Regions from separate parts of the Homo sapiens genome. Here region 1 is linked to region 2. A link is a contact called in ENCODE Hi-C data. All regions are on one chromosome and are shown on one strand. The core of a region is the stretch at or near the end of the contact, and the rest is flanking DNA. Distances in the headings are between cores, read along the strand shown. Region 1 holds the start of FAAH2 (fatty acid amide hydrolase 2). Region 2 holds the start of KLF8 (KLF transcription factor 8).

Evidence for each region. Hi-C counts contacts between places; a loop is a spot of excess contacts on that map. Pooled maps may share reads with other maps.
Region 1: a pooled map shows a loop between it and region 2 (11-fold over the local background). The contact joins the promoter of FAAH2 here to the promoter of KLF8 in region 2. A Hi-C loop is called at or near these places in 6 of 50 pooled maps.

What each region holds. Positions count from the first base shown.
Region 1 is chrX:57,285,111-57,288,244 of GRCh38, forward strand. It overlaps FAAH2 (fatty acid amide hydrolase 2), which reads left to right and starts at 1,596. Exons shown (of 11, transcript NM_174912.4): 1 at 1,596-1,907. The coding sequence starts at 1,716.
Region 2 is chrX:56,230,899-56,234,048 of GRCh38, forward strand. KLF8 (KLF transcription factor 8) reads left to right here and starts at 1,458. Exons shown (of 6, transcript NM_007250.5): 1 at 1,458-2,443. The coding sequence starts at 2,437.

The sequences.
Region 1 (3,134 bases), core at 346-2,845, 1.1 Mb after region 2:
ACAACCTGCTTTATCAGCTTTCTTTACTGGATCTGCTAGATGTGCCTGTCATGATTAACCTGCTTTCTACCAGGTGCTTGAATTAGGCTAGAAGTGCTGTGATGACACTTTCAGTATCAACCTAAGTTCTGCAGGTGAAAAGACAGTGACCTGGATGACGTTGTCATTTCACCTACCCAAGACCTTAAATGCCAAGCTCGAATCCCTATCTTCAACGCTCATTATCTCATAATCACATACCTTCAGCCTACAAACCTGTATTGACTTCTCATCAAGCCCTATGTCAGGCTCTGGCAATACAAAGAGGAATTAGAATGACCCTGTTCTTCGAGGAGTTTATATCTAGATGGGGCATAGACACAAAAACCTAACACATAACAGAGGGTTGTAAGTGCTATGATTTTGTTAATCTGTGGAGTGCAGGGTTACAAAAGAGTGGCATCACACCCAGTTGTAAGTTCAGGGAAGACTTACTGGAGGAGGTGGTACTTGTCCTGAACTAGATGAAGAGGTTGGGAAAGCAGATGCAAAGATAAGGAGGGAAGAGAGAACTTTCGGATAGTTGTTTGTCAGGAGCTTAGCATGTGAGGGATAGAAGGGGTTAGGGATGAAGCATAGAGTTTTTCAGACACCAGTCATGAGAGTCGAATGCTGGACAAAGTAGATGGGTCTTGAATCTGTGGAAAATGGAGAATTATTGCGGAGTTATTGGCAGGGGTGTAATATTGTCAGATTTACATATTAGAAAGAACACTCTATAAATAAAGGCAGAGTGATCAGCTAGATTATTTGTAGAAGTTCATGTAAACCTCAGTGAGATCTGAGCCAGACTGAGTTGAGAAGGAAGGGCTGGATTCTGTCATGAGAATAAGAGAAATGGAAGAATCTGAAGTGATTCTAGATTTTTGGCATGGCTGACTGGGTGGATGAAAATTCCATTTGTAGACCTGTAGGGGCAGCAGTCTGGGGGACAAAAGGATGAGTTTTGGACTTGTTGAGTTTGAACGATCTGGAAGACATTCACATGGATATGTCAAAAAAGGCATTTCAAGTGTCCAGTTTAGGAGACAGATGGGCTGGAGATTTGATGTTCATCAGTACTACCTGTTAGTGATCTTATAAGGATTAAATAATATGCATATGGAAAATATATATATACTTGCCATTTAGTTGTTTGTTGAGCATACTGAATATTTGCATACAAAGGTATACTTACAACACTTTTTTCACAAGCACAGCTGAAATAAACTATAACAACTACCACTTATACTATTTACCATAAATTGTGCTAAATGTTTTTACTTATTATCTAGTGTTTATGGTAACCCTTTGATATAGGAGTAGTTATTCCCATTTTTTTTCTTATGAGTAAACTGACTAGGAGATATAGTGTAGGTTGGCCAGGGCTACACAGTAGCAGAACTGGGGAATTCCAAGGCCAGTGTTCTTTCTTATGACGCATTTTCTGTCTTGGGTTACAACAGCACTAACGACAGGTAGCATTGCACACAGGCAGCTGCTGGGAAGTCTCCGCCCCCATCTCTGGCTAGGAGCCCTGCAGGTGATGATAAACAAGCTCCTGTGGAATTGTGGGTAGACACTGGACTTGTAAACGAAAAGCTTCATAAGTCCCTCTTTGCTTAGTACTTTTCTCGTCCTTTCCCCAGGGTGCACGTAACCCTCAAGCACTAGGACCGTGCGGAATCCAGGCTGCGATGGCACCTTCATTTACCGCCCGCATTCAGTTGTTCCTCTTGCGGGCGCTAGGCTTTCTCATAGGCTTAGTAGGCCGAGCAGCTTTAGTCTTAGGGGGTCCAAAGTTTGCCTCAAAGACCCCTCGGCCGGTGACTGAACCATTGCTTCTGCTTTCGGGGATGCAGCTGGCCAAGCTGATCCGACAGAGAAAGGTGAGAATGCAATTCAGAAGAGGCTGGAGGGACAGGTCTTTTAGCAGGATCCAGGAAGCTTAGTGGTGGCGGTGGTTGTGGTTTCCTTTCCATTCTCTACTAGGGCGACTTAGGAGAGGCATTTATTGGGGATGAAGGGAGACTTCTGGGTGTTGTAGTACGTTTATTTTTACCAAGGACATTTACTGTGGGCATGGGTTGGACTATTTTGGTACCGTCATAGTCCTTCCTATCCATTTGTCCTATTTGTGCATAATTACTGTGTGTGGGGTAAAGCAGGTGTGAATTTCAAACTGATTCTCAGCTATGGAAAGTCAGTCTCTCTCTTTCTCTCTCCCTCTCCCTTTCTCTCTCTCTATTCTTCCGTCTCTCACAGGCCCCAGATCAACCTGCTGCTTACCATTCAACCAATTCTTTTTAAAATTGATTTAAAGTAAAAGTAGTACTTGGTCTAGGATAGTAAAAGCTGCGTCTACCATATATTTATTGCATAGTATATGTGAAATACTCTGCCTGGGTACTTAAACATATTCTATTTCACGGATGCAGTTATATAGGCAATATTCATATTTTATGCATAAGGAAACTGAAGTAAAATGATTTGCACAAAAATTGTTGAAAGTTCTAAATTAAAAAAATTAAGCAGCTCATTCGTTCTCTATAGAATTGTGCAGGCAGGACTATTCATCTCTGTCATATAAGTGATTGGTTACCTGGAGATCTTGAGCTACAGTCTAGTATTGTTTATTTATACTCTGCTTGTTTTCACCTCTCTGCTGTTTCATTTGTTTTTCGTCATTGCTTTATTTCCAGAATCTACAATACTACTTAACAAAGAATAGGCATGCAGCAAATACTATCTCAGTATGTGCTCCTGAATGTATGAATTATTAATATTTGTATTGTACTCCTGGTTACCTTTCAAAGACATATCCTGTCTTCTTGCCGTACCCCCTCCCCAGCCTCTACCCACTCATGCATGCTTTTCTACCAGTTAGGGAGGCAATGGGATGTATTCGGTTGGTGCAAAAGTAATTGTGATTTTGTAATTGAGATTTTGACATTACTTTTAATGGCAAAAATCACAATTACTTTTGCACCAACCTAATAGTAGAAAGATGATATATTTCAAATTTTGGACTGTCTGTTCATGGCTCTGTGACCTTGTGCCACACCAATAGCAGATAATACATATCAAGAACCTGGCACATAGAAGATTGTGTAACA
Region 2 (3,150 bases), core at 208-2,707:
TTTTGCCTGAAGAAATTAAGTAAGGAGGGGAGATGACCTTGAGTTAGTCCTTTCAAGAAAGTGGACAGATTCATTGGAAGGACATGCAAGAAAAAAAAAGGTGGACAGAGAGCTTAGTCTATTTCAGTCAGAGAAAGTAAAGCAACCCAAGGCATAGAGATTGGAAACAGCTTGGAATTCCCAGGGATTTGTAATCCAGGTAAAGCCCAGGAGAACAGCAAAATCTCTGCTGCTTGAGAGGCAGACAAAGGCCAGATCACAGCAGGTTAAAGGATGAGTTCCAGGGTGCTGCCTTGGATGTATGGTGGTGCCATTCAGGTAGTTGGTGAACTACAGGAGGAAGAACAGAGTGTTTTGGGGAAAGGAAGGTAGATGAGATGCACAGAAGACATTCAGGCAGAAATATCAACTAAGTAAGTAGACCTATGTGTTCGAAAGTACTGGGCTGAGGCCTTCCGTTTCCTTATTTTTTTAAATAAAGGGCACAGAGAATATAACAGTACCTAGTTCCCAGGGTTGTTATTGGGACTAAATGGGGAAATGTTGAATGTAAAAGCACCTGGCTCAGGGACTTGCCCATATTAGGTGCTGAATACATGGCAGATATTATTATTTCTCCTGTCTCTTTGCTCTTCCTCCCTCTGCTTTGTTTCTTGTCTCTCTTCTTTTTCCTCCTCTTTAAAAGAATTGTGGTAGGGAAGAGGCACTGAAAATGGGCTGTGGTTGCTTGTGACTTCCTGGCCTCCCATTAAAATGAGCTAGAGAGAGACTTTCAGGCAAGCGTAAAGAAATCCTGGAAACATGGCTCCTATCCTGTGGATTCAGCTTTACGGGGATCTTCGCCAATGCCTGGCTGAGAGGCGGTCTCAGGGGGTTGAGAACTCTATTCTTAGAGGTCTGGTATCTGGGAGACTGAGAAAGCCTTTCTTAAGTCTCCCTGCTGGGCCACGCTGTATTCACAGATCATCTTCAACTCCTTCTTCTTCCCCACCTACTCCTTCGCCCTCACCTCCTTGGCTTATCTCTTGCTAGAAAATGCACCAAGCTCCAATCTCCGTTCCTTTTAGCTTCCTCCCTGAGAAGACACTGTGACCTCGCTGTCCTTGTTCGTGTTACCATGGAGAGGTAGGAGGATAAATATCGCTTCCAGTTGTCAGCTTTTTTGTTTTCTCCTTTCCCTCTTAGACAGCCCCCAGCCCCAATCCCAGTACCCGTTTCACCACCCTCCCCTGGAGAATTAGCATAACCGGAGTAAATAGGTAATCAAGCAGTGTGCTTGCAAGCCTTAATTTTGGGACAGATAAGGAAGTGAAATTGATTGGAATTATACCTGCCGCTGCTGGAGGCTGAGGGAGGCGGCCGCCGGAGGCGAGGCCAGCTCTGTCGGCCCAGGGCCCCGCCCCACCCCCTCCTTCCTCCCTCCTCCTTCTCAGCCCCACCCTTCTCCACCTCCTCCCACTTTGCACTCTCCTCTAGCGGCCGCCTGTCCTTTTTAAGGAACTCCACCCTAGGTGGAGTCCTCACGATAGTCACACCTCTCCTTTGGGCCTAGCAGGGCCAGAGAAAGACGGAATCACTCTACCCACTCAGGTTGCCCAGAGAGCACTTTAGGTTCTGACTCGCGTGGGGCGCGAGGTACCCCGTGGGGCAGCTAGGTGCCTCCAAGAAACCCCGCCCCAGAGGACCCGCACGAGTTGCTGCCATTTTTCGCTGAAGCCCCTGCCCTGGGGCTGGTGTTCTTCTCTATGATTCTACCAATCGTCGGCATTTTTTTCCTCCCTTCTTTCTTTTTAGGAAGGCGCTGGGGTGTGCGGCGGCAACGGCGGCGGTGAAGGGATCCTCTTGTGGTATCTCCTCGTGGGTTCCTGTCTTGAAGGATTTCTTCTCCGCCTCAACTTTATGTTCAAGTAGCGCTTTGGGGGTTGGGTTGGTTTTCATAGCCCCCACCCCCGGCCCTCTCCTTTTAAAGGGTGTGTGGAGTTCAGAGGATGGGTGGAGAGCGGGCTTGGCCGGAACTGAATTGGTAGAGGTAAAAGGGGAACGGAGGACCTTAAGCTCTGGCCACTTCGGCCCAGCGAACCCACTTTATTTTTGTCCAAGGAAAAGCTGCAGGGGGGAGGATTCTTTTTAGGAAGTCTACTCTGCCGGCCCCTGATTTTTGGGTTGGATGCTTGAGAGCTTTGTTTCCCTTGTTCCGAGAGTGGCCCAGCTGGGTCTGAATCGACTCCCTCCCCTTTCGACCCCCTCCTCATTTTCCAGCCCGGAGAAATAGGGGAGTGGGGGCCCAAGAACGAGAAGACGAGAACGCGTCGCCCTGCGCTATGTCAGAATGGGGCGGGTGTGAGGGGAACAGCTCTCTTGCGATCAGCTCAGGAGTATGAGCCTCCCGGAGGACGGCATGAGTTCTGGACACTTCAGGAGTCCTCAGCTAGTGACATGGTCGGTAAGTGACTCTGGGACTAATACCCACCCACTCCCACCTCTTTCGTCTAGATTCTATCCCCCTCCCAGTCCCCCTGCTCCCCCCACACACCCCACTTGGGGTTTCAGCAGTGGGGGCGGGAGCGGAAGGTTAAGAACACTATGTGGAATCAAATGAAACTCAAGGGAAAATGACTTTGCTAAAGGGCTGGGCAAAGAAAGGCCAAGAAGGAGAGGAGAGAGCTTGGTGGAAGAAGTGAAAGGGGGCAAGAATGGATGGATTTGTCTAGTCTAGTCTCCCCTGGCTCGGCACTCCCAATACTCCTTAAGCGGTAAGGATTGTCTTTGACTTAACCCCACACAGCCAAAGTCACAACCAGAGAGAACAGGATTCACAAGGCCAAAGCTCCCAGGTAACCCCCTGAAGCCATAGCGGGTACCTAGAGAAGCTTCTGAAAAGAAGGAGGAGGGGACAGTGGTTTAAGGTGCAAAGTTAGGCTATTGGAGGCACAGAGTGAGGCCTGGAAGCAGCTGCGGGGGAGGAGCTGCTTTGGGCGTGCCAGCTCTTTAAGGAGGGGCTGAGCTTGGTTGGAGAAGGAAGCCAGAGCCTAGGCTCTGCTCCGGCCCTTTAAGACGTGGCCAAGGCAGTTGGTTCGTCTGTGTAGGTGGAAGACTGACTGGGCCGAGTTGCTGTGATTGCTGAAGTGAATCCATTTGTTTAGCCACTTG